2 separate regions of the Homo sapiens genome follow, and region 1 is linked to region 2. Evidence: read pairs that join two places in POLR2A ChIA-PET (ENCODE). Cell type or tissue: K562. All regions are shown on one strand. Each heading gives the region's core, and the rest is flanking DNA. Links, peaks and the distances in the headings are about the cores only.

What was found. Peaks named below come from ENCODE experiments on the same cell type or tissue, not always from the same donor. Only the 100,000 strongest peaks of a DNase experiment are listed, where the experiment ranks them.
Region 1: POLR2A ChIA-PET joins it to region 2 with 5 read pairs; 3 of 35 experiments call an interaction of 5 or more read pairs at or near these places.

Annotation. Positions count from the first base shown.
Region 1 is chr20:62,823,116-62,827,330 of GRCh38, forward strand. COL9A3 (collagen type IX alpha 3 chain) reads left to right here. Exons shown (of 32, transcript NM_001853.4): 11 at 1,330-1,386; 12 at 1,853-1,906; 13 at 2,702-2,755; 14 at 3,089-3,142; 15 at 3,652-3,705; 16 at 4,126-4,179. Among named protein-coding and RNA genes, the nearest start is that of COL9A3, 8.2 kb to the left of the region's middle. RefSeq lists enhancers at 119-807, 808-1,495 and a silencer at 2,084-2,143. In K562, for the core only: no CTCF peak of the experiment used is centred there; a DNase peak (open chromatin) is centred at 2,076; H3K4me3 peaks cover 479 bases.
Region 2 is chr20:62,760,965-62,765,456 of GRCh38, forward strand. NTSR1 (neurotensin receptor 1) reads left to right here. Exons shown (of 4, transcript NM_002531.3): 4 at 1-1,807. Among named protein-coding and RNA genes, the nearest start is that of LINC00659, 14 kb to the right of the region's middle. RefSeq lists an enhancer at 117-896. In K562, for the core only: no CTCF peak of the experiment used is centred there; no DNase peak of the experiment used is centred there; H3K27me3 peaks cover 49 bases.

The sequences.
Region 1 (4,215 bases), core at 216-4,215, 62 kb after region 2:
CGCTTAAGCTCAGGAGTTTGAGACCAGCCTGGGCAACATAGTGAGATCTTTGTCTCTACAAAAAATTGTTAAAGTAGCCAGACGTGGTGGCGTGCCTGTTGTCCTAGCTACTTGGATGGCTGTGGTGGGAGGATCACTTGAGCCCAGGAGGCAGTGGTTGCAGGGTGCTGTGATCAAGCCACTGCACTCCAGCGTGAGCAGCCAAGCTCAAGCCTGTCTCAAAAAAATGAAGAGGAAAGAAAATGGGCTTCGGAGGCCACGGATCCATCTCTCCTCTCTGTTTGGCCGTCCGTGGTGGCAGTCAGCGCCTTGTTTCCATAGAGAGGTTTGATAGTTTTGAAGGGAAAAGCTCGGCCCACTCTGACCTGACCACCGACGCTGTCTACCAGCCTCTCTCCTCACCCCACCCCGGGGCCTAGGTGCCTGGCCAGCCTGTGTCCCAGAAGGGAGGCTTTAGGGAACCTTCCAGAATGTGGTGCGTGGTTGGGCCCCCGATCGTGGGCTGAGTGGGGCAGGGGCTGAAGATACGGGTCTGCACCCTTGGCCTGGCCTGCCCATTGCAGCTGTAGGATCATCTAGAAGCAGCCCTGGGTTTCCTGAGCATCAGACCTGTTGCCTGGGCTCACAGTGCCCCTCCTAAAAGCCCCATGCCGAGCACATTCCTGTGCTGAGGATGGGCCCGACCTGAGGCTGCTGCAAGGCCCCCTGCAGTGCCGGCCGGGACTGTGCTGAATGGCTGCTTTGATAGCCAGTGTCTGCCGTGGGGCCGGCTGCTCCATGCAGCCCCTGCTGCACTTGGCCAGTGCTGAAGGAGACCCTGTCTGTGTCCTGTCCCAGTGCCATCACCTGTACGGAGTGGCCTCCTGGGGTCCCGTCACTGTGTGGAGTGGCCTCCTGGGGTCCCGTCACTGTGTGGAGTGGCCTCCTGGGGTCCTGTCACCCAGAGTGTCCCGACACCCGCGCGGAGTGGCCTCCTGGGGCCCCGTCACCCACGCGGAGTGGCCTCCTGGGGTCCCGTCTCTGTGTGGAGTGGCCTCCTGGGGTCCTGTCACCCAGAGTGTCCCGACACCCGCGCGGAGTGGCCTCCCGGGGCCCCGTCACCCACGTGGAGTGGCCTCCTGGGGTCCCATCATCTGTGCGGAGTGGCCTCCTGGGGTCCCGTCACTGATGCGGAGTGGCCTCCTGGGGTCCTGTCACCATGAGGAGTGGCCTCCCGGGGTCCCGTCACCGTGCAGAGTGGCCTCCTGGGGTCCCGCGGGCGCTGACCCCTGCGTCGGACGTCCTGCTCTGTTTGGCTGGGAGGGGTCTGACTGCTCTGTTTTCCGACAGTGCCCAAGTATCTGCCCGCCAGGTCCCCCAGGGCCCCCTGGAATGCCAGGGTTCAAGGTGAGTCACGGGTGACTGGGACCCAAGCACCACCCTGTGCTGGGCAGGAGGCAGCTGGGCTCCCATGGGGCTGTGGAGGTGGCGGGTCCAGAAAGCTGGACCCTGGTTCCAGGGTTGCCCCAGGAAGAAAGCTAGGCCAGCCTCCTTGTCCCGCCTTCAGCACCCCAGTGACACGCTGATGTGGCCAGGCTGGGACTGGCCATAGGCGTCAGAGACTGCGGGGGAGAGCTAGCCTCAAGCTCCCACCCCAGCCCAGCCCTGGCCCGCTCCTGACCGCAGAGCGCCCTCATGTGGGTCCTAGCGCCTCTCAGGCCTCAGTTTCCCCATGAGGGCCCAGACCCGCGGTCCTGTGCGCTGCCGTGTGGCGGGCCCTGGGCTGACTGACCCTGCAGGCCTCACTTCAGTGTTGCCAGGGAGGGGGTGTCGGGGGGTCTGGGTGGGGCAGTGACCCCACATTTGCTTGCAGGGACCCACTGGCTACAAAGGCGAGCAGGGGGAAGTCGGCAAGGACGGCGAGAAGGTGAAGCTGCCGCACAGCAGCTGGGGAGGAGCTGGGGACTGGAGGCTGGGCTCCGGCGGGAGGGAGGGGCTGGGCTCCGGCGGGAGGGAGGGGCTGGGCTCCGGCGGGAGGGAGGGGCTGGGCTCCGGCGGGAGGGAGGGGCTGGGCTCCGGCGGGAGGGAGGGGCTGGGCTCCGGCGGTGGGGAGGGACCGTTTCATGGGTGCACCTGCACTGGCACCTTCTGTGCCTGTCTTCCAGACAGGGCCTGGCTGGTCAGAGCTGGGTGATTTAGGCAGGGTCCCTGGACAGACCCCGTCCTGCCTGGCCTCGCTGTGGAAGCTCCCTGGTTTGTGTCTGTGGCCGGGGCGAGGGGCATCTGTGAGGATGGCTGGCTTTAGCCTGTAGCCTCCCCTCACCTGTGGTCGCTGTCCGTGGAGGGTGTCTGTCCATGGTCACCTGCAGGCCGGGGGACCAGGTCTGGGATGCCCTTTAGCGTGGCTGGAGTGATCAGATGAGGAGACCCCAGGTGCACATCAGAGGGGTCCCTGCTTGGCCACGAGGAGGGGCCTGGACAGGGCTGAAGGGCCTTGTGGGAACAGTGACCACGGACCCCGGCCCGGCAGGGCGAGGCCACCGAGACTCGCGGGACTGCTCTGGAACTGTGGGCAAGTGTCCCCTTCACAGAGCCTCCAAGGCCCAGCTGTGAAGGGGGCAACACCCCCAGCTGCTTGGGCTTGAGTAGGGTGACTGGAGGCACCGAAAGGTGCAAGGAGAGCCAGACTGGGCCGCTGACCACCCTATCCCCTCTGTTTCAGGGTGACCCTGGCCCCCCTGGGCCCGCCGGCCTCCCGGGCAGCGTGGGGCTGCAGGTGAGGCTAGGAAGGGGTAAGGATGGTGGGATGGGAACTCAGCCCACAGAGTGATCAAGCCCTGCACATATCTACCCCCGAGGGGGCCAGCTCCGGCTGGGGGGTGTTTGGCCAACACCCAGGCACAGGAGCGCGACCTGGCTGGGGGTCCCACCTCTGCCAAGGCTGCTGACCTCAAGGCTGGTGCCCCCTCCCTCTGGGGGACCTGAGCTGAGGCTGAGGGCTCATGGAAGACACCAGGGCTCCCAGGGGTACCCCGAGGGCCTTGGCCCTGGGTGCTCCCCGGGGTGGAGGTGCAGCCCCAGCCTCTGCATCTGTGCCTCTCTCTCGCAGGGCCCCCGGGGATTACGAGGACTGCCAGGGCCACTCGGGCCCCCTGGGGACCGGGTAAGTCCTGCAGCCCCTAGTGGGGGCCGGCCAGGTGGCTGGGGGCCTGGTTGTCTGCACCTCCAGACTTCAGATGGGCCCCGTGAGTGACACTCTGAAGCAGCCGGCACCCTGGCTCTGGCCATCGCCACTGTGGCGCAGGCCTTGCTCTGGGCCCCTGTTCTCGCATGTGCCTGGGCGAGAGCTGACAGTCGGCGCTCACTGATGCCCGCACGCGGTCCCAGGCTGCTGTGAGGGCTATTCACGCGTGTGCCCGGGCGAGGGCTGATGAACTCTGCTCGCTGACACCCACACACACGGTCCCAGGCTGCTGTGAGGGCTGTTGTGGCTTAGGCCAGAGCAGGAGGGGAAGCAGGGATTTGGAGACTACTAGGTGGCATCTTGGGGGAACTTGCTGGGGAGCCCTAGAGGAAGGGCTGCTTGTGTCTGGGCCGCCCCTGAGGGAGCACTGGGGGGATGCCAGCCAGGCCTCAGACAAGAGGACCCCGGATCCCCTCTCTCCTCTGCAGGGTCCCATTGGGTTCCGAGGGCCGCCTGGGATCCCAGGAGCGCCTGGGAAAGCGGTACGTGTGTCAGTGGACGGTGGGCGCCATGCCTCGTGACCTCTCTCCCCTTTCCCTCTGCTCCTCTCAGACGCCCCCAGCCCCACTGGGGCCCCTCTTCTGTGGCTGAGCTGTTCCCTGGACACCCTGGGAGGGCTTGTGGCATGGGTACGGGGGTGCTTACCAATGGAATCCATTCTTTGTGAGACATTCGCCTCCTTTCTGGTTCTGGACGTGGAATGAGGGGTCACCATCGTCCCTCTGGCACCTCCAGCCATCTCTGACCACTCCTGGAGGGCCCAGGCCTGGAGGGGCCCCCATCCCACTCTCTGACCACTCCTGGAGGGCTGTCCCCCGCCCGGGCCTGGAGGGGCCCCCGTCCTACTCTCCGACCAACTCCATGGTGTTAACTCTGTCCCTGCCCCACCTCATCCTTTCCAGGGTGACCGAGGCGAGAGGGGCCCAGAAGGGTTCCGCGGCCCCAAGGGTGACCTCGTAAGTGAGAGGGAAGTTGGTTCCCTGGGTCCTTAT
Region 2 (4,492 bases), core at 282-4,281:
CCCAGCCTCCCCTCCTCCCTCCCATCCTCACCCAGGCCAAGGCCCAGGGGCTCTGCCAGGACACCACATGGGAGGGGGCTCAGGCCTCAGCCTCAAGATCTTCAGCTGTGGCCTCTCGGGCTCGGCAGAAGGGACGCCGGATCAGGGGCCTGGTCTCCAGCACCTGCCCGAGTGGCCGTGGCCAGGATGGGGTGCGCATTCCGTGTGCTTTGCTTGTGGCTGTGCAGGCTGAGGTCTGGAGCCAGGCCCAGAGCTGGCTTCAGGGTGGGGCCTTGAGAAGGGGAATGTGGGACAGGGGCGATGGTGCCTGGTCTCTGAGTAAGATGCCAGGTCCCAGGAACTCAGGCTTCAGGTGAGAAGGAGCGGTGTGTCCAGGCACCGCTGGCCGGCAGCCCTGGGCTGAGGCACAGACTCATTTGTCACCTTCTGGCGGCGGCAGCCCTGGCCCCGGCCTCCAAGCAGTTGAAAAAGCTGGCGCCTCCTTGGTCTCTAGGATCCAGGCTCCACAGAGCACATGACTAGCCAGGCCCCTGGCTTAAGAAGGTCGCCTAAGCCTAAGAGAAGACAGTCCCAGGAGAAGCTGGCCGGGACCAGCCAGGAGCTGGGAGCCACAGGAAGCAAAAGTCAGCCTTTTCTTCAAGGGATTTCCCTGTCTCAGAGCAGCCTTTGCCCCAGGGAAATGGGCTCTGGGCTGGCTGCCTGCACCGGCCATGTCGACCCAGGACCCGGACACCTGGTCTTGGGCTGTGTTCAGCCACTTTGCCTTCTCTGGACTCAGTTTCCCCGTCTGAGAAATGAGAGTCGAATGCTACAGTATCTGCAGTCGCTTGGATCTGGCTGTTGAGTTGACGGGTTCCTTGAACCCCACAAAATCCCTCTCCAACCACAGGACCCTTCGGCTCACCAAGAACAGGGCCCAGGGGAGTCAGGCCTATTCGCTGCACTTCCTGCCAAACTTTGCCCCCACAAGCCTGGTCATCAGCCAGGCAGCCCTCCCAGTGCCCAAGGGCCACCAACCCCAGGGAAACAGGGCCAGCACAGAGGGGCCTTCCTCCCCCACAGAGCCCCCATGACATAGTCTGCTCTGGGCGGAAGAGCTTTGCTGCCAGCCAGGGATGTCCAGAGGTCAGTGCAGCCCCTACCCCTGCTCAGGAGTGGGCTCAGAGTCTAGCAAATGCTAAGGCCCCTCAGGCTGGGCTCTGAACGAGGACCTGGACTCAGAGCCAGACAGGGCAGCCTCAGACCCTTCTCTGGGGCTCCTGGACCTTGGGCCATAATTTCTGAGCCTCGGTTTCCCCATCTAAGGAACAGATGTGGTCGTTCCGCCCTCTCAGCTGGATGAGACTGTCCTGGAGGATCCACCCCGGAACAGACAGAATGGTGTCTCTCAGGATGGTGCTCTGAGAGAGGGCAGAGTGGATGCCCCACTGCCCTAGACCCTCGGTAGACGTGGGGTCTCTGGGGCGGGGTCTGTGGCTGTGACTGAAGTCGGCTTTTCCCGTTGATGTCTTGATGCTCCTATCTGTGCACTTACCGTAGGTAGGGACACGTGTCCACGCACCACAGACACACCCACGACACCTGATCTCGTATCACTAGCTTGCGGCCAGGTCATGATGTGGCCCCGGAAGCTGGCCCTGCGTGCCATGAGTGCGTCGGTCATGGAGTCCGGAGCCCCTGAGCCGGCCCCTGGTGACGGCACAGCCCTCACAGCTCAAACGCCCACCCCCACTCCCACCATCTGCAGGTGGTGAAAACAAACCCCGTGTATCTCTCAATAAAGGTGGCCGAAGGGCCTCGATGTGGACTTGAGTGTTGAGGGCCTGCATGTGCCCACCCACCCACTCATTCATTCACTCCTTCATTCAGACACGCACCGACGCAGCAGCCAGCCTGCACTGGGCCTCTTACCAAAGTCTACAGGGCTCTGGTCCCAGAAGCTGGCGGGTGGGGGGCGCCGGGATCCCTCTGCTCACAGCCCACCCACCCTCCCTAGTGCTTCAAGGAGCAGTGGGCCCCCTGCAGGGCCTAGTGACCACCGAGGGGCCTGTGTGGGCAAAAGTCCTCACCGTCTCCTGAGCTTCAGTCTCCTGATCTGTGAGCTGAACACAGAGGACGCTCAGTGAAGCGGGGAGCCCGGGGTCCCATGACCGCTCAGCTCAGATCTCCATGGCCCCCTCTAGCCAGCCCAGGGGTCCTGTGGTTGTGGGGGAGGGGGCCATGGCCCCATCGAGGCCTTAGCAGTGGACAGATAGGCCCGGGTGCAGTACTGAGCCTCTGGCCTGGGCCCAGCCCCGTGCAGGCTACTGAGGAGACAGAAGATGCAGCTGAACCCTCACCCCCAGGGCTTCTGCTCTGAAAATGAGGGTTCCCAGGCACCTCCCAGACCCACCGTTTCCAATTCTCCCCCGCCAAGGCCCGGGTCATTCTCCATCCCTGGTTGGGCGGCTCTGGCTCTCTGCTGTGCTCCTTTTTAGGGCACCAAAAGCTTTTCTCCGGCTTGCCTGAGCCTGAGCCACAAGAGGCCGGTGACAGCAGAGTCTGCAGGGTGGTGCCCTGGGGTCTTTCTCATAAGCCTCCTGGGCCTCAGGATTAGGAGTGCTGGGCTCACCCTGTGGAGCTCAGCAAAAGAAGCATTTGCTTGGGCTTGAACAGTCCAGGAAGGCTGCCTGGAGGAGGAGGCAGGTGGGCCAGTGGGAGGCAGAGCCTGAGCAAGGGAGAGTGCAGGAGTGAGGGGTCTCCCCAGGGACATGAGGGGCTCAGAGTGGCTGGAGAGGAGAAGGGCAGGTGCTAGGGGAGCAATAGGGGAGGGAGAAGGCGGGTTGAGAGCTTGAGGGATTTGAGCGCCCATGGAGGGGCTGAGTAGGGGCCTAGGGGGAGAGGGGAGGAGCCTTGGGGCCCTCGTGGTCAGGAGCCTGCCATGGTTCCTGGGTCCTGATGGCAGGGAGCACCCCTTCCTGAGGGGGTCCTCTTGGCCGTCCTCAGCAGCTCTGGCCCTGCCTCCACCTCCCTGCAGCACTTAGAGATTCTCTAAGTGTTGTTTTCCTGTGCCTGGGGGCTCAGGACTCCTTCCTTTGGGGGCAGCCAGGTGGCAGCAGGGCTGGGAGGGGTCTGGGTGAGGGTGGGGAGATAAACTATAACCCTGATCATCTAAAGGGATCTTGGCACACGCTGCCAGGCCCCTCCCTCCCAGCACCCAGCACTCACCTTCGCCTGCCCTCCCAAGCGGCGCTGCCCCAGATCCCCACCAGGCTCAGCCTGTCCTTATCTGTGCTAAAGCGTTAGTGGCCACAGCATCTCCTGGTAACAAAGATCCCCACACCTTAACCCAAAGGACAGCAGAAACACAGGACAACCCCACCCACCCTAAGGGCATGGTCCCCCACCTTCCCCTCCGAGCCGCACCTGCCCAGCTCAGAGGTGGGGATGGCTTGAGTGAGGACTCCTGGGCCCCTGATTCAGAAGAGGCTGCAGGGTCTCCGGGAAGACCCTCTCACCCAACAGCTGCTCTCTCTAGGAAGCCTTAAACCCCCGACAGAGGGAAGCCAGAGCCAGGAGGAGGCCGGATGGGGACGAGGAGAGCCTGCTGCCTCGGGGTCCCGCTTCCCCTCGGCTGTGCGTGGCCACAAGGTGGGCACAGGGAGAGGGCACCCACCATGTGGAGCCCTTGGGGGGCCTGTGTTGTGCACCCAGAGGCTGCGTGGCGAGCACTGGGTGAAGAGGGGATGCCAGCTCTTCCCCCGGCAGCACAGCACAGCCATGAGCGCACAGGTGGTGACGCACAGGGTCCTGGGCTGGACTCCAGCTCTGCCACTGTGAGCTGGGACGTGGGATAAGGTGGAAGTTAGCACTCAGGGCCCGGCCCGCAGGACCAAGGTTGGCCGCGTCAGGGGAGCTGGGAGGGAGGCGGAGGCTGCCTTCCTTGGCATCTGGCCTTGGCGGCCAGGCCAGTGTCCCTCCTGGCCCAGAGCGGTACCCGGGCCCTCGACTGCTGCCCTCCACGGGCTCCCTGCCTGAACCTGTCCACACCCCGATTCGTCCCCAGAGTTGGACACTCCGTGATGTTTAAGGTTAAGGAATTGGTGTCAATCATGAGCTTCATGCCTGGCTGCCCGGCTCCTTCTCTGCCCCGGCCTAGTCTGAGCCCCCTCCACCAACAGTGGAGCCTGGTGCCACCCGCTCCTGTCACTCTGGAGGTGGCCCAGGGTATAGCACTGCCTGCAACCAGGTCCCTGCTCTCCTCTCCACTCTAGAGCCTCTCTCCCCTTCAAGCCTCTCCCTGGTCTGAGGCTCCCTCCCCTCTGAGCCTCCCTCCGAGCCTCTCTTCCCTCTCCTCTCTTCTCCCTGCTCCTCCCTCTCCCTGCTTCCTCCCTGGAGCTGGGGGCTGTCTCTCTGACTGCATCTCTGGAGGAGGAGGAAGAGGATTGGGAGACAGGACTTTAAGCGCAGATTCTGCCAGGCATCACCTAGGAGCCCTGGCTGAACCCAGCTG